Regions from separate parts of the Homo sapiens genome. Here region 1 is linked to region 2. Evidence: read pairs that join two places in POLR2A ChIA-PET (ENCODE). Cell type or tissue: PC-9. All regions are shown on one strand. Each heading gives the region's core, and the rest is flanking DNA. Links, peaks and the distances in the headings are about the cores only.

What was found. Peaks named below come from ENCODE experiments on the same cell type or tissue, not always from the same donor. Only the 100,000 strongest peaks of a DNase experiment are listed, where the experiment ranks them.
Region 1: POLR2A ChIA-PET joins it to region 2 with 6 read pairs; 1 of 35 experiments calls an interaction of 5 or more read pairs at or near these places.

Annotation. Positions count from the first base shown.
Region 1 is chr3:134,423,778-134,433,994 of GRCh38, reverse strand. No RefSeq gene overlaps it. Among named protein-coding and RNA genes, the nearest start is that of MIR4788, 8.9 kb to the left of the region's middle. RefSeq lists enhancers at 6,019-6,764, 5,889-7,088. In PC-9, for the core only: no CTCF peak of the experiment used is centred there; a DNase peak (open chromatin) is centred at 6,404; H3K27ac peaks cover 1,741 bases.
Region 2 is chr3:133,449,378-133,459,594 of GRCh38, reverse strand. BFSP2 (beaded filament structural protein 2) reads right to left here. Exons shown (of 7, transcript NM_003571.4): 4 at 9,131-9,292. BFSP2-AS1 (BFSP2 antisense RNA 1) reads left to right here. Exons shown (of 4, transcript NR_189064.1): 2 at 4,132-4,266. Among named protein-coding and RNA genes, the nearest start is that of BFSP2-AS1, 37 kb to the left of the region's middle. In PC-9, for the core only: CTCF peaks have their summits at 1,692 and 1,920; a DNase peak (open chromatin) is centred at 6,454.

The sequences.
Region 1 (10,217 bases), core at 1,663-9,662, 970 kb before region 2:
ACACAAAGACTTTTTAAAAATGCAATTCCTGCTATCAAAGAATGAATGTTCCAGCACTGCGCTATCCAATACAATAGCTATTAGCTACAAGTGGCTATTTAAATTTAAATAAATGAAAATTAAATTAAGTTTAAAATGTATTTATGTGTTCATGCTACATTACAATTGCCCAATAGCCACATGTGGCTGACAGAGATGAAACTGGACAACAATCTCTTGGCAGAAAATTCCACTGGACAGAGATACGGAGGCAGGCAATGGGAGATATACATTATCTAGGTAGTTCCACATCTGTCCTGGTGTGAAATACTTGCTGAAACCACATCTTTTGCATTCCATTACCTACAAACCAGAAGCAGCCAGGCAAGGGGGATGCAGTGGGTGTGGGGTCCTGCTTGCATGGGGAAAAACAGCCAACCCCTGGAAAGCTTGCCTTTTGTCAAACGTGAGCTCACCTTGTCTTTCTGGGCTAAAATATTCTTAAGAAGCTCTCAATGAGTATTTCTCTAGTTCATTACAGTTATCCAAGTATTACTTGTTGCTCCAAGTACCCCAGGTGAGAGCATCAGCCCAGAGGTCTTCAACTCCTCCTTCCCAGTAGCCTAAGGGATGTGATGCTTGACCACCAGCTGCACTGACTTCCTGTCTGAAATTTGGGGAGGGGCATATCAGTGGCTGCAAAGACAGTAGTAATTTGTTGCCGACCTCCACCCTGAGATTTGGAAACACTCCCTCCTGTCTTTCCTGATGAAAATAACTTTGCACCAATGTAATATTTTAATCCCCCAGCTGATTCATGAAACCTTTCTTCAGTGTATCTGTCAAGGAGTTACCAGCCTCTGCTTAAACACCTCCAGTGATGAAGAGCTCTACTTCCTACCCCAGCTCATCCATCACTCGGTAGCAGTCTTCCTTTGATGCAATCAGACAGAAGGTGGCTATGGAGACTCCTCCCATTTGTCCCGGTTCCCTGAGGGCTCCAGGTTCCCCACCCAGAACCTTATCCTCTCCTACCTAGAAGTCTGTCCTCATCAGCATCTCTCCATGAGCCCTGTGTAGGAGGAGACCCTAGCATGTTCTGCTCCTGCATCCTCTGTCATAGAGAGTGTGTAGAAATGGTGGCCCTCTCAGCATCACTGGTCCAGAACCTCATTTAAGGTCTTCTATTAAGCTCTTCTATTAACAAAAAAATCATCAAAAAAATTACCTTTACATCTATGACAAAACCATTGTTGAAAGTGCAAGTCGCTCAGGCTTCTCTGCATAAGATCCATGTGAGACATTTCCTTTTAGAATGAAGCTCTGTTTTTTAAAAAAAAATTTCCAAGAAATTGTTACATTTTCTCTTTTATTATGAGACCTCTGTAGGTATTTCTCATAAGGCTGCCCTGAAGCTCAGCACCAACACAGCCCCTCAGACTTTGCCCCTCTGCAGCCATGCCCCTTCTCTTACCTGAGGCTGTGTCCTGGTGACACCAACACTTCTGTGGCTGCTGAAGCGGCAGCTGCTGCTGCTGCAGTTGTTTTGGAAAGCTCAGAAGTGGCTCAGTGAGAAGAATGGAGAAGGTGGACTCTATTTATAGTGATCCTCCTGGCTCCCTGCCCTCCCACCTCAGCCATCGTCCTCGCTGGCCCTCCTGAGGAGGCCATAAGCAGGGCTAGGGATGGGGGACCCACCTGATGAAGATAAGAAAGGCAGATCAAGGGACAGCAACATTTCTGAAATGTATGTTACAAGGAGTTGTGAGTAGCTTCACATGTGGGCCTAATAGATGTTTCTTAAAATGCCATAAAAAATGTTTTAATTATTAGCACCATCTCAAAGTGAATTACCATTTCACTCAGGAGGATGCCTTTCCTAAGGGCTTCTCTCCCTCTTTGTCAATTTCACATCCCCCAGTCTAGTGGAGCATTTACACACTGCTCCCCTCCCTGGCAAATGTACCCATACAAAGAGCTGTATCCTTTCTTCAAAGCCCTTTCCACTTGCTCACACCTGAGCATCCCATGCTGAGGCCAGCACCGGGCAGCCTGCTGAGCATACATTCTCACTTGTCTTGGAGGTAAGTGGGATCTGTGAACAAACCCTGGGGACCAGGTGTGTTTCAAAATCTTGAACTTTTTGGACTTTAGAAAGATAATATAGAGCATATTACCCATATTACGTAAAACCCTAGTGGGGTCTGGGCAGTACTCAATAGTCAAACGCATCAACATTTCTGCATCAAATGTTCACACTACATGGAATAAAGATGACAAAGAGGTCAGTTGAAGTCAGGTTATGCTGTCAAATCCGTTTTTTTTTAATTTAATTTTCAGAACTGTTTTACCTTTTAGAATTGCAAATAAGGTATGGTAGGTCAACCTTGCCTCTCCTCTCCTTTTTATTGCTTGAGTTGTTTCCCAAATTAATCTGCAATAAAGAGATTTCCACTTTGTTCGTAGGCAAAGTTTGAAAGCCAGTTAATAAATAGTGATGAAATCCTTGTGCTTGACCCAAATTTAAATAGAAAAAAAAATCTTTGTTTCACTTGGGCAAATCCCTTTCACAATGACCCAACACCTGCCCATCTGTCGTCTTCTGTGTTCCCTAATTTGCCTTCACAGAACCAAGCCATCTGCCACCTTTCAGCCTCCACCACCTTGCACCTGCACCTTCCAGATGGCCACCTTCTCTTCAAAAGCATCTGATCCCTCCTTTAATCTCCCCTGACGTCCAGAGTCAGTGTGTGTTAATCACAGAGTTATGCGGCAGCTTCATCCTGGAAGGAAAGATGATAACTACTCATTCTCTGAGTGTCACTCACAGCCTCCTCTTAAATAGAATTGGTGTGGGATCACAGAAAATCTCTTGATGAATTTCAGAGAAATCTCCTAGAGGGCCTCCCCCAAGGTATAACCCTCATCACTTTCAGGTTGACCAGATGCAAACACTGCATTTTTTTCTAACCCACATCCACTTTCCACAAAGCCCTCTCTGGCCAAATCCACACCATCCTTGACTCGCCCTCCAGCCTCCCTTAACAAGTGGGTATAATGCTTTAGAGAGGGCTGAACATATGTGCTCGTGTTTCTGCTCTTTTTATAACCCAGAAGTTGGGTTATAAAGTTGGATGTCAGAGGATAGTTCTGCATCCTCCAGACATTTTTATAGCTCTGATCCCCATCTCATGACAATCCTGGAGTACTTCAAGGCCCTTTGCTTTCCGGTGCTTGCTCCACTTTCCTGATCCCACTGAATTCTGCATCTCTTGCCTCTTGACTCTGAGCATGACTGATGGTGCATTAGCTCATATGTGGAACACAGTCTCCTCTCTTTGACCATCTCTAGACTCTTGCATGGCAGGCACTCAGGGCAGTACACTTTTCACTGAAGGTGTATTAGGTGGTGTGGGGCCTGGCTACATCGCAGGTCCGGCCATTAAGCAGCCTAAAAGTGACTATCTGACCCCTTAAAAAACAGGCTTTGAACTTAGGTTCGGTCCTCTACCTCTCTCCGTGGCATCTCTCCATGTGGCATCTCAAAAATCTGCTCATTTGAATTTGCAGAGCAATTTCACTTTCTTTGCTGCGGTCTGGCTGAAATGAACCAAGCCTAATTGGACCAAGACCAAACTATGTGAGCTCTGCCACACTGTCCACCAGCAGGGTGCTGGACGCAGCTTCTCTTTGATGAGCACCTGTATCTGTGGTCAGATTCAGGGTATGTGTATGCCTGTGAATTTGATTGTGCTGGGTCTGGGTGTATTTGTGTTTGCATCTGTATCTCTAGATTTCTGTGTCCTGAGAGAGTGTCCAGCTGTAATAATAATCATAGTAGCAAAAACGGGAGCCCACACTGGGCTAGGTACTGTCCAAGTACCTAACATGTAATCGTTACGACGTTCCTGTGTTATTATCATTCCTGTCTTACAGACAAGAGACCTGAGGTATAAAAAAGTTAAACAACCTCACCATCTCCTCAAGTGACTGGGGATCTCTGGGTGTGGGGTCCCCTTAAACATCTTTCTCTGTGTATTTTACATAGTTATGTGCTCTTATGTGTGTCCACATTCGTGTATGTATGTGTGCGTGTTCACAGACCCAGAAACCCCATAGTCTCATCCTGGACCCTTGCTTACCTTAGAGTTCATCTCTCTTGTCCTGGTCCTGGGAAGGTTTGTGTCTAAAGTGATAGGTCTTGGTGTGCGGACCGTGGACAGTGATGAGAGAAGATGATGTCTGTGCCTGCATTCCTGACATGATTGTATTCCCCCAGCTTGCCTGCTTTTTCAGTAGGACCAACATCCCATGTCTTCTGTGAGCTTCTCTGTAGAACCTAGTGGGAGAGGCCCTCTGGGTGACCAGGGCTTGGCACCTTTCTTTGGTGATGCACAGGTGTTGTCAGGCTCCACTTGTTAGGGCAGATCAAGACCAGGTAGGTTCCAGCTGCCATGTGAAGAGACGCATGCAGATTAGACATGAGGCAGGACTTCCTAGCAGTGAAGGTTAATGGATAAAGGACTATTAAAGGGCAATGGTGGCAGACAGCTTTCGCCTTGTTCTGAGCACAGGTGAAAACCCACCTCTCTAATGGTTTGAATGTTTACCTACTTCTACCAAATATTGAGGAGCTATTATTGCCTCACGCTGTGCTGAACATTTTACAAATGCCATCTCTAACCCTTAAAACAACTGAATAAGCACAGATTGTTGCAATTGTCCTCTTGTTATTGATGAGGAAATGAGGCTCAGAGAGTGATTTTTCCGAGGTCACACAGCTAGTGACAGATCCAGGGAACAAATTCAAGTCTTTCTGGCTCCAAAGCCCAAGCTCCTTCTACTGCATAAAATTATCTGCAGGCTATTTGCTGAATTCCTTGGGATATTTCTGTTTCCTTCGGTAAGTTGCCACCTCATGCTGGAGGGGCTGCTGTGTTTCTGTAATCCCAGGGTTTGCTGGCTTGGAGGGAGGCAGTCAGCAGTCTCCTTCTGAGCCATGCTAGCCATTAAAAGAGCACAAGGCTTTCCTCCAGCTGCTACTTTGTCCATCCTCACAAACTCTCAACACACTGATCCAAGGCTGATTCTACCCACTGTACAGTAAGGGAAACTGAAGCACCTGCCCACTGTCACCACCGCTGGCTTCTGGTGTCTTCCCATCCAGGTCCACCGTGGGACTTCCTGGTCCTGAGCCTCCCCTGCCTCACCAGCTTTCACCGTGTGGGCTGTGGCTGATAGTTGGGGGATCAGAGCCCAAATGCTCCACAAGCAGAAACTCATAACTTCCCTGCTGGGGCTCGGGGGACCCAGTTCTCCACCCTCCCTTTCCTAAGAATTGTTCTCAGGGGAAAGCTCTGAATCCTCACAGTGGCTTCCCAGGCCCTGCCTGATCTGAATCCTGCCTCTTGCTTTACTCACCTCTCCTGGACCACACCAACCACGCTGTCTGTCAATGTCCCAAAGCTCTCAGCTTCTTCTGTTTCTTCTACTTGAAATACTCCTCCCTGGTGAACTTTCTACCCTCTCAATCTCCTCTTACATGGACTTTATTTATTTATTTATTTTGAGATGAATTTTCACTCTTGTTGCCCAGGCTGGAGTCTAATGCTGCGATTTTGGCTCACTGCAACTTCCATTTCCCAGGTTCAAGCGATTCTCCTGCCTCAGCCTGCTGAGTAGCTGGGATTACAGGCATGCACCACCATGCCTGGCTAATTTTTTGTATTTTTAGTAGAAATGGGATTTCACCATGTTAGTCAGGCTGGTCTTGAACTCTTGACCTCAGGTGATCCACCCACCTCAGCCTCCCGAAGTGCTGGGATTACAGGTGTGAACCACTGTGCCCAGCCCTTCTTACGGGGACTTTCCTCAGGGAAGTCCTCCCTGGCCCTCCAGATCCTGCCAGGACCCCCGTTAGATACATTCAGAGCCCCCTGAACTATGCATTCATCATTCACAGCAAATTGCAGGCAATTATTTGTGTGATTGTTTAGTGTCCCCCTGCCCCAGACTACAGGGTGTGTGAAGACAGGGACTGGAAGGAAGGCACAGGCATGTGTCTTATCCATCACCATGACTCCAGTCCACAGTACCTGGCACGGAGTGGCTGCTCGATAAATATTTGACAGATGAATATCGACATGCTAGAAAGGAGGGAGGGAGGGAGGGAGGGGAGGGTAATCAGCCTCTGAAATCCCACGAGAATTTGGTTTGAAAGTTGCACCATGTCCTTTGAACTCCAGTGCTCACTAGCTCATTTTGCTGTAGAAATGTCAATGGCAAAGCCAGCAACCCTTTGAGGCCACTTAGGGGAGAAAACATATCACGGCAGGACAGTCAGAGGAAGCTGTTCCCAGGAATGTTGAGACTCCTACTCTGCGGGTCCCTGACTCACTTCCCAGACACGTCTGTGACGTTGGCCTCAGTCAAGGTGCTCATCACTCACAGGCGTGACTCCGTTGGACCCTGCAGTCCCAGATGACTCAGTCTCCACTCCAGCCAGACCTCCCGCTGTCTCCTGTGGCCTGCCAGCTGGGCTCCGAGGCCCTGACACTGCACGTGTGGAGGGCTGAGGTCGCCATCTCCACCACCACTGTCTCAGCCCTGCCCTCAGACCTCAGTCACTGTGGACTTTCTCTCCTTCCCCAAGAATGCTTCATTTGTCACCTCTTTCTTGAGGGAGGACAGGGAGGGACCAGGAAGTCAAATTCTACTCCTCTGATCATCCTGCCCCTCTTTCATTTCTAGGAGCCAGCCAAGGAGATGTATTTGCCCTCAGACCTCCTTGTGACCCCTTCAGGGAGGCCCCCAGGTGAGGCAGGCCTGCCCTCCATGGTAGAGTCTGAGCTTCACCATGAGTCTCACTCACCCCAGGGAATCTTGGAAACACTGAGGGAGGCTGTGAGAAAGGTTGGGATGAAGCACGGTGTCAGAGGCAGCCGCAGTGAAACTCCCGCTTGCTCATCGCTGTGGATGACCAGAAGTGGCTGTGCGTCCAGACCCGTCTACCCACTTAACCACCAGCCTGCAAAGTCAGGCCTGATGCAGCTGGAGCAGCTCAGTGTAGGCAGGGATGCAACCACAGGTCTCGGGTCAGAGAGGCTGCTCCATCCCTCACATCCCTGGGATGGTGCTTTCACCATCCTGTTTTTCTCTTATCCCAGGCATCTTTGCCTGGGAAAGTCCTTTAGAAATCCACAGCTGGCTTTTCCCAGAAGGCTGCCTGCAGGCACTCAGCAGTAAAGGGCTCTGTGTTCCAGCTAGAGTGAGCAGCCCCAGCTTTGACCTGGGTGCAATGCAGCCTGTGGGCTTCCCAGGATGCTCCCACAGGCGTCAGTGACTTGCGAACCTACTGGCCAAAGTATGGTCCCTGGAGCATCATATGGGACTACTGTACATGACTGACACCCGGAGGAAGGCTAATGTAGGCCAGCCTCCTCATTTAACAAATGGGTAAACTGAGGCCTAGGTCACACTGGCAGTGAAAGTGTGAGCTGAACCTGAAAGAAGGCCTTGTCTTTCCAAGGTGGGAGGTCTCCCTGTGAGCTTACTGAGTTAGGAGTCTCTGTCTTATCACCTCTATGTAGTCTCCAGTGCCAGCACCCAGCCTTGCTGAGAGATGAGTTTTAAGGGCCTGCCTCAGAGAGAGCTTAGAGGGGGCCCCCAAAAGAAGAAAAAGGTAAAAGGGAGGCTTTGCCATAGAAGGAAGGCTGCTTTAGGCTCTTCTCAGACAAAGTAAGCTATTCCTCTGAAACCCCAAGCAGGAGCTAATCAAGGACATTCCTTAACTTGAACTATTGTTTGTTTGTTTTTGGGACAGTGGTTCACTCTGTCACCCAGGCTGGAGTGCAGTGGCACTATCATGGCTCACTGTAGCCTTGACCTCCCAGGCTCAAACGATCCTCCCACCTCCTCCTGAGCAACGGGGACTACAGGCACGTGCCACCATGCCTGGCTAAATTTTTTATTATTTTTTGTAGAGATGGGGCCTCACTATGTAGCCCAGGCTGGTCTCAAACTCCTGGGCTCAAAGATCCTTCCACCTCGTCCTCCCAAAGTGCGGGGATTATAGGTGTGAGCCACTGCACCTGGCTTTAACCTGAACTCTTAACAGACTAGACAAGCAACTCACACCGAGAGCTATCCATACTTAAGCAAGAGAGTAAAATGGGACAGAGCACATATATATACAAATACGATGAGCCAGGCGTGGCGGCTCACGTCTGTAATCCCAGCACTTTGGGAGGCCAAGGTGGACAGATCACCTGAGGCCAGGAGTTTGAGACTAGCCTGACCAATATGGTGAAACACTGTCTGTACTAAAAATACAAAAATTAGCTGGGTGTGGTGGTGTACGCCTGTAATCCCAGCTACTCGGGAGGCTGAGGCAGGAGAATCTCTTGAACCTGGGAGATGGAGGTTGCAGTGAGCCGAGATCGCACCATTGCACTCCAGACTGGGCAACAAGAGTGAAACTCTGTCTCAAAAAAAAAAAATAATGATGTACAGCTTAAATTTTCTTTCCTTGTCTTTAAAATACACACACACACACACACACACACACAGAGGTTTCTTTATATTTGGGAAATTTTTTTATACTCTCTGGTGGGTAAAACAAATTAATGATGTTATATTTCATTATTGCAAATAACTTTGGAAGAGAGGATTGATCCTTGATCGCTGGTGTGGTGTTTTCAGAAAATCTTTCCATTTTCTTAACTGAAAGCTGTGTCTCTCCCCAGAGGGCAGGGAATGGGCAAGGCCCCAGGAAGGAAGCACCTGCCCTCACACCGAAAGGAATGTCTCAGCACTGCCCGGTGTGCATTTGCTTCCTTGCCGTCCCTCCTGCCATTACTACACTTCTTACTATGGCAGAGGGCCTACTGTCCCTGAGTGCTCAGTGCCAGGCCCAGGATCTTCAAGAGACAGCGTGAGAAGGCATGCAGCATAGAAGGGTGGATTGCCGGGTAGAACCGTGAGGCCCTCAGAGGGGATGTGGGAAGCCTGGGAGTAGCAATGGGCATTGAGTTACGTAGGGAAGATGGAAATAAGAAATATAGGCAAGAAGAGAAAGAAATTAGCATTTTTTGAGCACCTACTAAGTGCCAGGCAACATACAACAAGAGGAATCAATTACATGGGGCCCGGTAATTTACCAGGCACTTTCCTACAATCTCTCTCCCTCTCTCTGTCCCATTTTCCATAACGCTTTTCACCTCTGAGTGTCAGATTATATATGCATCTACTGATTTACTTGTTAACTGTCTGCTCCAATGGAATGTAAATTCACAATGATATTTCTGTAGGTCTAATGTACTGCTGAGCCTAGCACATAGCAGTTTAGAGTTTAGTCAACAGTCATTCAGTGAATAGATAAATAAAATCATCATGATAACTTTTTTGAGAGGGATCTTCTTCCACTTCTTCCCTCCATGTCATCTGCCTTATCCATGAACATTATTTCATCTGGTCTTTACCACACTATTGTAAAGGTAAGTTCTCTTTTTTAGAGTGAGGAGGTTTGGGCTCCGAGAGGGCAAGTGTCTTGCTCAAGGTCACTCAGCAAGTAACTGTCAGAGATCAGATTTGAACCCAGGACTCTCTGCCATCTTTCCCCACAAAGAGAGAGAGCAGTTCAAGGACATGCTGAGAAGCAAGGGCAGATGATACCCACTGTTACAGCTGCCCCTAGACAGATCCCAATGCTCTGCAGTGGTGAGGAAGAGTGTGCCAGCAGGACCTGAGGATCTGGGGCAGTCCCTGAGCCCTTGAGCTCCAGCCTTCTCATCTGTAAGATGAAGGCTTCAACTAGATGAAGGCTGAAATCCCTTGCAACTCTGAGATGCTAAAACATGATCTTCTTTGTGATCATGGACCTGAGCCAGAGGACTTGTGCACTGAATTCCATCTTTCCCCTACGTCTGTATATAGTGCCCAAAGTCCAGCTAGTTCATATGGACCTTTGTCACACAGGGGCATAGTGGAACTGGGGTGGGCTAAACCAGAGGCAGAGAGGCCTGACCACAGTGGGGACAAAGATGAACATTGAGGCAAGGGCAAAGGGGGATTGTATGGGGAAGGAAGACGCAACAGAGAGGGGAGCAGGGGCCAGGCCAGAAGCATTCTGGGTGGCCTCCCTCAAGCCATCCCCATGTCCCTGCAGGTAGCTCTTGCCTCCTCTTCCCTTTCCTGTCATTCTCTCTTTATCACTCTACTGCACTGGACAGAAGACAGAA
Region 2 (10,217 bases), core at 1,593-9,592:
CCGGCTGGGCTACAAGTTTCTCTGTGAGTTTACACAAGAACTGCCCAGCTATTGAAGCTGCTGTTTGAGTGTAGGACCAATTCCCAGCCTCCGTTGGAGCTGCCAAACAAAACACAGAGGAGTAAATGGCTTTGTGACCTTGCTGCCCCCTTGTAATAAGTAAGCTCATCCTCTTGATAAAATCAGCTGAAGAGGCTCAGCAATGAGTCTAATTCTAAAGAGAAAAATAGATTTTTCTATTATTTTATTTTGAGACGGGGTCTCACCCTGTTGCCCAGGCTGGAGTGCAGCGATAAGATCATAGCTCACTGCAGCCTCGACCTCCTGAGTTCGAGCAGTTCTCCTGCCTCAGCCTCCTGAGTAGCTAGGACTACAGTTGCGTGCTTCTACACCTGACCAATTAAAAACATTTTTTTTTGTAGAGGTGGGGTCTTACTATGTTGCCCAGGCTGATCTCAAACTCCTGGCCTCAAGGGATCCTCCTGCCTCCGCATTCCAAAGCACCAGGATTACAGGCATAAGCCACTGTGCCTGGCCAGTCCTTACACTTTTTATGGGAAAAATCTGTTAAAAAATATCTAAGGTATGCTTTGAGATCAGCACAGTCAGGTAGTCTGGGACGAGCGTTCTTTGAAGTCAGGGACTTCAGGAACCATAGCATCAAGTCAGGGCCTTGCACCTGGTTTGTCCTTGACAAACAGATTTTGAATGAATAAGTGAGTGGAGATTCCTTGGTAGAAGATGTAAGAAAGAGGTTGCAATGTTGGGTGATCCCCTATGTAGTTACCCAGATATTGGTAGTCAACCAGTTGTGAGTTTAAACACACAACATAAGAAGATAAGGGCCTGAGAGAGCGCTCTACAATGTCTGTGTTTTTTTGTTTGTTGTTTGTTTTTTTGAGACAAAGTCTCACTCTGTCGCCCAGGCTGGAGTGCAGTGGAGTGTTCTTGGCTCACTGCAATCCTCCACCTCCTGGGTTCAAGTGATTCTCATGCCTCAGCTTCCCCAGTAGCTGGGATTACATGTGTGTGCCACCACACCCGGCTAATTTTTTGTATTTTTAGTAGAGACGTGGTTTCACCATGTTGGCCAGGCTGGTCTTGAACTCCTGACCTCAAGTGATCTGCCTGCCTTGGCTTCCCAAAGTGCTGGGATTACAGGAGTGAGCCACCACACCCAGCCTGTGTGTTGTCTTAACTAGAGAAAAGAAGAGGCAAAGAGTAGGCAGTACCTACCTCAATGAGACAGTCTTTTGGTTTTTCCTTTTAAAATCTGCTCTGATTCTTGATTTTCCCTATTCTCTTTGCAGCCGCACCAACTGGTATATGCTACTATAGCATACAACTACAGTAACCCAAATGGGCAAAAGATATGATCTGCTAGTACACACAAAAGCAATTTGTAAGAAATGCATTTTAACCCATAGTATTAGCAAAGATCACAAAGTATTGGTGAAGATATGGGGAAATGGACACTCTCAAATATTTCTGATAGAAATGTAAATTGTTATAATCTTTGTAGAGAGCAATTGGCAATATTTATCAAAATTACCAGTGCACACACTTTTGGGGCCAACAATTCCATGTCTATAAGTTCATTTAACAGATACATTTCTATATATGGAAATGAGAGGTATACCATGTTAGTGACTAATTTCTTCTAATAGCAAAAGATTGGAAACCACCCTCAGTGCCCAGCAGTAGGGAACAGGCTAAACAAATTCTGGGGCATCTGTTAGCTAGAACAGAGGTTGACAACTTTTTCTGTGACTAGCTAGATAGTAAATGTTTTAGGCTTAGCAGGCCATATGGTCTCTGTTGCAACTATTGAACTCCACTTGTGTAGTGCAAATGCAGCCATAGATGATATGTAAATGAATGTGATGGTCATGTTCCAATAAAACTTTATTTGTAAAAACAGGCAATGGGTCAGATTTGGCTTGTGGGCCAGAGTTTGCTGCCCCCTGTGGTATAATATCATACAGTCATAAAGCAGTATGTTCTGAATACTACTTGTGTAAAAAGACAGGAAAAAAAATATATATATTTCTTTGTATATGGGTAAAATGTTTCTGAAATGACATACAAGAAAAGGATAACATTGATTGACCCCCATAGAAAAAAACGGTAGCTAGGACATGGGTTGGATAGCACTTTTCACTTTATATCTTTTGTATGTTTTGAATTTTGAACTAAGTGAATGTATTATCTATTATACATGTTGAAATAAAATAAAAGTCAATTTAAAAAGACATAAAAGCAAACAGGGCCCTTTTGTGAAGCTCTCTGTGAGATTCAGAGATATGAAGATGCTTCGGGATCCCCGTTCAGTGTTTGCCTTGAGCACACTGGCTACAGCCATGGCTTATTTCACTGAAGAGCCCTCAGGGAGTCCAGCCAGCTCATTGGCACACAGGAGCCTCTAGATTACAGATGCTGTCAGGCGTCCTGCTTTTGCTGTTCCCCTGGAAAGGAACTTTCCCAGGTGGTTAACATGGCAATAGCACAAGAGGTCATCTTGTAGTCTAGAGTCAGAGTGGCAGTGCCTGTTTTAATTCAGCTTCATATATCTTAGAAAATATTGACTCTTGTTGGTAAAAGCAAGAATAGAAAAAGTCTAGACAGAGTAGCTTGTATAAAATGTCTGTGTTTACAGGGAAAATTATTGTTTGTAAGTGTAGATGACATGGAGAGATGCTATTCAAGGTTTCTATTCTCCTCGTGGGTAAATCTAGACCTATGCTGTCCTCTAATAGAGCAGTCACTAGTCATCTGTAGCTGCTGAAATAAAAATTAAACATAATTAAAAGTTAGTTCCTCAGCTTTATTTATTTATTTATTTTTGAGACAGAGTCTCACTCTGTTGTCCAGGCTGGAGTGCAGTGGTGCGATCAGAGCTCACTGCAACCTCGACCTCCTAGGCTCAGGTGATCCTCCCATGTCAGCTTCCCAAGTAGTTTCCATGGGACTGCAGGCACATGTCACCACACCTGGCTAATTTTTGTATTTTTGTGGAGACAGGGTTTTGCCATGTTGTTTAGGCTGGTCTTGAACTCCTGGGCTCAAGCGATCTGCCCACCTTGACCTCCCAAAGTGCTGGGACTATAGGCATGAGCCACTGCACCTGTATAACCCCTTGAGGCCAGTAGCTACCATACCGGATTGCTGCATGGATTATAGAATATGCCCATCATTGCGATATTTCAGTTAGATGGCCCGGCTTTAGATGATCTTGAATGTTTCTTTTGGCCTTAAGACTATCAACAACCAGAAACCTCACAATTCATTTCAATCTATTCACTTGTCTTCATTCTTAATAGTTTGCACAATCTGTCATCCTGACATGTGACATGAAGGCATGATGGTTACAGCTCAGATAAAGTTCCTGACCGCAGATGCCTCAAACTGACCTGAGGCAAGTGCAGACCTGCTGTTAGAGAAGATAGCATGGGAGCAATCCATTTGTTCCTGACCCTGGGGACTCTTAAGACAGACTGAGTTCTCTCACATCCGGGCAACCACCAACTTGTGCTGGTGATTGATTAAGCCTTTGGGTATTGTATACATCAACCAGTTGCAGCAGGCAAGGGATGGAGAAATGAGGCCTCTGGGAATGAAAGTGTGGAGTCAGCTTTGGGCAAATGGAAATTGAATGGAAGGAGCATCTCAGGAAGAAGGCTAAGAAGGCAAAACAGAGCTTGCATTGCAGGAGGCAGACTTCAGACCAGGCTTAGGGTGAGGGAACAAAGACGTCTCAGTGCCCCGGCTGAGAAATTGGACAAGAAAGACGGGACCCGTGCTCCCCTACAGGAGGTGGGCTGAGGGCAGAGCTGTTTGCCTGGCAGAGGAGGTGAGATGGTGGGGGTTTGGGGAGGGGCAGAGTTTTAGTTCTCTGCTCAACACTGAGGGGCCTGGTAGGCAGAATTCTAAGATGGCCTCCATGATCTCTGCTCTCTGGTGTTATGTCCAATGATTAAATTATGTTAGATGACAAGGATGAAGAGATTTTGACATGTAATTATGGTTCCAAATCAGCTAAATCTGAGCTGATCAAAAGAGGAGTATCTGAGTGGGCCTGACTTAATCAGATTAAAGGCTTAAAATGGTAATGCTTTTCTGTTGGCCCTGAAGGAGCAAACAGCCATGTTGTAAATGGCCTCTGAGGAGGACTGGCCTCTAGGAGTTGAGGACCTCAAGCCTACATCTGCAAGGAATTGAACGATGCCAAGAACCCGAACAAACTCTGAAGATGAGAATGCGGCCCTGGTGGGTACCTTGATTGCAGCTTTGTGAGACCCTGTGATGATGCAGTGTAAACAAACCTATTGCACTGCCAGTCATATAAAAGTCTAGCACATACAATTATGTGCAGTGCATAACACTTGCTAACAATAGTAAATGTTACTGGTTTATGTATTTACTGTATCTATACTTTTTATCATTAGCATACTCCTACTTATTAAAAAAGAAAAATAGTTAACGGTAAAACAGCCTCAGGCAGGTCCTTCAGGAGGAATTCCAGAAGAAGGCATTGTTGTTACAGGAGCTGAAAGCTCCACACATGTCACTGCCCCTGAAGACCTTTCAGTGGGACAAGATGTGGAGGTGGAAGACAGTGATATTGACGATCCTGACCCTGTGTAGGCCTAGGCTAATGTGTATGTATGTGTCTTAGTTTTTAACAAAAAAAGTTTAAAAGGTTAAAAAAACCCCCTCTTAAAAATAGAAAACAAGCTTATAGAATAAGGATAAAAGAAAGAATATTTTTGTATAGCTGTATGACGTGTTTGCATTTTAAGCCAAGTGTTATTATAATAGAGTCAAAAATTTGGAGTTGGGGACTCTGTGCCCCTTCTCACATACGTTGCCTTAAGCATCTCCTCCATTTGGCTGCTCCTGAATTGTATCCTTTATAATAAGCTGGCAAAAATATGTAAAGTGTTTCCTTGAGTTCTGGGCACTGTTCTAGCAAACTATCTACTTATCCCTCTGCAGAGGAGGTTGTGGGAACCCCTAATTTATAGCCAGTTCATCCGAAGTATGGGAGGGCCAGACTTGTCATCTGAAGTGAGGGCTGTCTTATGGGACTGAGCCCTTAACCTGTGGGATCTGATACTACTTCAGGCAGGTAGTGTCAGGATTGAATTGAATTATAGGACACTCAGTTGGTGTTTGGAGATCTGCTTGGTGTGGAACAAACCTACATATTTGGTGTCAGAAGCATTTTGTAAGAGCATAGGGGACAAAAAGGATTTTTTAAAAAAGAGATGGGGTCTCACCATGTTGCCCAGGCTGGAGTAGAGTGGCTATCCATAGGCATGATCATAGTGTACTTCTCCTTTGAACTCTTGGCCTCAAGCAATCCTCCTGCCTCAGCCTCCTGAATAGCTAGGACTACAGGCACATGCCACAGTGCCCAACTTAAAAAAAAAGTTGTTTTGTTTTACTTGACTAACTAGGAGGTCTAGAGTGTGGTGTGGCATGTTGTCTGAGGTTCCTGAAGCATCCCTGAGTACCCTGCATTAGGTAACCACAACAAATAGACAAGGAAGAACTAGACTTTAAGACCCTCCAGAAATTCTCTGGACCAATCTGATCCTGTCATCACTGAATCATACAACTTCAGAAGCTTCAAAAACTGGACCATGAGGTTCCTGACATTCGTAACACCATAGCTGGAAAGAATATGAATACTGCACTGACCTTAGCCAGAACCTCTTAATAAATTTTTTTATGTCTCTATTTTATTAAGCTTTTAATGACTGAAAAAATAAACAGAATTGGCAGATAAGTTCTAGCAGATGCTGATGGTACCACCTTTATCCCTTAGGCTTTCGCAGTTTAGTGCTCTCCTGTTCCCCCTGCCAGATTCTGCATCTTTTTGCCTGAGAGTTTCTCTGAAGCCTTTGGAAGGCCACTCTGATAGCAGATGGCAGAAAACTGTTGGGAGATGGTATTAACATCTCAGCTCCCTTGCCTTTCCCCTCTCCTGTAGTCTATACCGTTTCTCACAATTCTTCTTGGTTTACACGTCAGTCTCCCACAGTGGTAACTGGTTTGATTAGGCATTCTTTGTTGGTTCCCTTCTTTGCTTCTCCTCTACTGGTATTTTGTTGGTTTTTAACTCCCCAACTTCCAGGTAAACTACCTTAACTCCAATATTTGTTTCAGGATCTGCTTCTGAAGGAACCTAAACTAAGATATAAATTAATCATGTTAATTAATTTTCAGCCTCTGTGGTCCGAAAGGTAATTAAATGCATGCTTGCATTTTCTTTACAAAAGCTTTTGAAAGCTGTGTGTGCTAAGCCATTTCACATTTATGCTATGCCGCCAAGAAACCGACAAGAGATGCTCAGGATGGGCAAATGTCAGCCCCTGAGGGCACAACTGCAACTGACAAAACTATTTATTGGAGGAATTCTGGCTGTCAGTTCAGATCTCTGTTGATGATCAGAGGAATTCACTCATTCTGCAAATATTTTCTGAGCTCTGCCTTTCTGCAAGAGGCCCAGGCAGCATTGGCCAAGCTAAAACAAATACTGTCTGTTTTCTCTGAGATGTAGCTTTCAGATTACTCTATTAAAAAAACACTAATGAATCTGTTCAGAATTAATGTTTGAGTTACTGTTGGGCTAGTGATGATTCTCCAAGGGGTGAGGAGGAGATAATAATGACCTTTTTTTTTTCTTTTTCATACTATGAAGGATTTATTTCTGATAATTATAATAGTCTGTCCTTTCCCAAAGAAACAGTTACCACAGTGTGGTGCACACCGCAGGAGGGCTGGGACAGAAGCAAAGTTTGCAAACTGCTGGGCCTCTGAGGTTTAGCTTTAGAAGCAGAGCCAGGGGAGAAACGATGCAGCCCAATGCAGAGAAAAGGTCTCTGGACCAAGAACAGGAGAGTTGAACTATGGAGCTCTCAACCAGCTGTGTGATCGTGGGAAGTCACCTGCACTCTCTGGGTCTCAGTTTCCTCACACCTAAAATTAGGGAATGGGATCAGATGGTCTCTAGGACCATTAATTATCTGTTATCTGTCATGAGTCTGTTAAAAAAGGCAATGGACCAAACTCAAATCTATGGCTTCACTTTACCTCTGTGTTGCTCCACTTCTCATCAGGTTGGGTGGGGCGAGGGGAAGTCATTTTTTGAATAACTAGGCTCTATTTGCCATAAAAAAGTGTTTGTAGTGACCTGGCTCAATGATTGGTGGTTAGAAAGAAAGGAAGCTATTGAAACGGGGTAGGGGTTGGAGAAATGGGTGAGTGAAAGGATGTTTTCTAGGCTGGAGAACATTTTGGGAATCCAGAATTGATGAAGACCCTGCTGGGAAGGTTCTTGTTGATACTTGGGGGATAGAGGGAGTATGGTGGGAGAAAGGACAGAAAAGCCTCTCCTATTTTTCTTTTCATAGCTTTTTATAATTCTTATGGTTCTCAAATCTGGCTGCATATTAGAATCATCCAGAGAGCTTTAAAAATCACAAAGTCCCTCTCCTCTGTCTGATTTGGTTGGTCTGGGATGGCGATTTTTGAAAATGCTCTGAAATAATTCTGCTGCGTAGCCAGGATCAAGAACCACTAAATAGTAATCAAGAGCTCAGAAACAGCCTTTTGCCTTAACTCAGACATCTACCTTATTTTCTCTACTTTTCCACATTTTCCTTCCTTGTCACTTTTCATCCTCTGTCTCAAGATTACAAAGTCAGAAATGGGTGGGAGATGGAGAAGGGAAGAACAAACCCTATGCATCCTATTTTCTGGTTAATTCCTGTATTATTTATGAGGTTTAATAAAAGTTGTTTTTCTTCCATGAATATAATGTATACTATTTAACAAAAACTTGAGAAATACTCAAAAACAAAAAAGAAAAAACATCTCAAAGTGTCAGACTGATCCATCACTCAAAGGCAACGACTGCTAATCCCATTTTAGTCTTTTCTTTCTAAAATTTTTTCTCAATGCCTAGTTTCTTTGTTTGAATGCTTTACCCTACTGTATATACCAGGAAGTGGCAAACTGCAGTCCACAGGCCAAATCCATCTCACCGCTTATTTTTGTAAATAAAGTTTTATTGGAACACAGCTATGCTCATTAGCTACCTATTGGCTACAGCTGCTTTTACACTGCAGTGGCAGCGCTGAGGAGTTACAACAGAGGCCATCTGGCCCAAGAAGCCTGAAATATTTACTGTTTGGTCCTTTACAGAGAATATTTTTTGGCTTCTGGCATATACCATTCTGTACTCTCATTTTCTCCTCATTTTACCTCATATTATGAACACATTCCTATTTTATAAATGCTTCATAAACATTAATTCTAATAACTGCCTGATATTTTACTGCACATAGGTAGGTTGTGGCTTAGATTTTCTTCTACTAGTAAATGTGTATGTTTTTTTCACTCTTATAATGCTTCAGTGAGTATATTTGGACACAGATGATTTATTTTTTCAAATATTCTTTTTTTTTTTTTTTTTTTGAGACAGAGTCTTGCTCTGTTGCCCAGGCTGGAGTGCAGTGGCCCAATCTTGGCTCACTACAAGCTCCGCCTCCCAGGTTCACACCATTCTCCTGCCTCAGCCTCCCGAGTAGCGGGGACTACAGGCACCTGCCAATGCGTCCGGCTAATTTTTTGTATTTTTAGTAGAGACAGTGTTTCACCCTGTTAGCCAGGATGGTATCGATCTCCTGACCTCATGATCCGCCCGCCTTGGCCTCCCAAAGTGCTGGGATTACAGGCGTGAGCTACCACGCCCGGCCTCAATTATTCTTTCAGGATTGTATTCAGATTATTCAGTTGGTAGCTAGGGGCATTTTAACACTCTTGGTGCATATTACTAAATTTCTTATTCAAAGGCAGTGCACTAGTTTATGCTCTTCAGTAATACAGTAGAGAACCTACTTCTCCACATACTTGCCAGCATTTTTACCATTTTAAACATTTTCTACTTTTAGATAGGTAAACAAAAAGCTATTATTTTAATTTTCATTTCTTCTGTTTCTAATGAGGTTGAACTTGTTACTAAACCGTTGTTATTTCTTCGTCTGCACATTGACTAGTTTGCAGCTCAGCGTGGCCTCCTTCTGCATAGGGCAGAGTGGAGGATGCTGGTCCTGCCTCTCACCTTAGCTTGGAGCAGGGCTCCTGCCTCCACCCGGTTCTTTTCAACATCTCTCTCCCACTGAATTCTGATCGTCTCAAGGATGTCGTCCAGACCAGTGCCAATGGGAGCATCCATTTGTTCCAGCTCACACCCTGCCAACTGTTTGTGCAGCAGCTTCACATCCTGAAAACAACAATATACATCTTAGATGAGTTACGGGGGGAAATAAATGGCATAGAATTCTAGCCAGCAGAAAACCAGCTCTGTGGGCAATTCTTTTCTCATTCCACAACTGCCAGACACAGGCTTCACAGAGACTGGGAAAGTCCCTGACCTTCTTCCCAGCGTAAGTGTAATTTCTCTTTTCCCAAGGATGCATTTCTCCCTCTCTCCCTCCCTTCCTTCCTTCCTTCCTTTCCTTCTCTCTCTTTCTTTCTTCCTCCCTCCTTCCCTCCCCCTCCCTCCCTCCTTCCTTCCTTCCTTCCTTCCTTCCTTCCTTCCTTTCCTTCTTTCCTTCTTTCTCTTTCTCTCTCTCTTTCTCTCTTTCTTTCCGTCTGTCTTCCTCTCTCTCTCTCCTTCCTTCCTTCCTTCTTTTTTTTGACAGGGTCTCACTCTGTCACCCAGGCTGGAGTGCAGTGACATGATCTCAGCTCATTGCAGCCTCCATCTCTTGGGCTCAAACAGTCCTCCCACCTCAGTCTCCTGAGTAGCTGAGACTACAGGCACAGGCACGGCACACACCACCATGCCCAGCTAATTTTTGTATTTTTAGTGGAGACAGGGTTTCACCATGTTGCCCAGGCTGGTCTTGAACTCCTGGGCTCAAGTGATCCCCTGCCTTGGCCTCTCAAAGTGCTGGGATTACAGGCTTGAACCACCATGCCTAGCACCAAGGATGCATTTCTTAGGTTGGTCTCCACAAGCCCAGGCCCAAAGCAGAAATCAAAATAAAACAAACAAACAAACAAACAAACAAACAAACAAAAAACCACATGTATACATATGTAACTAACCTGCACATTGTGCACATGTACCCTAAAACTTAAAGTAAAATAAAACAAAAACAAAAACAAAAACAAAGTAAGCAACAACAGCACAGGGCATTTAT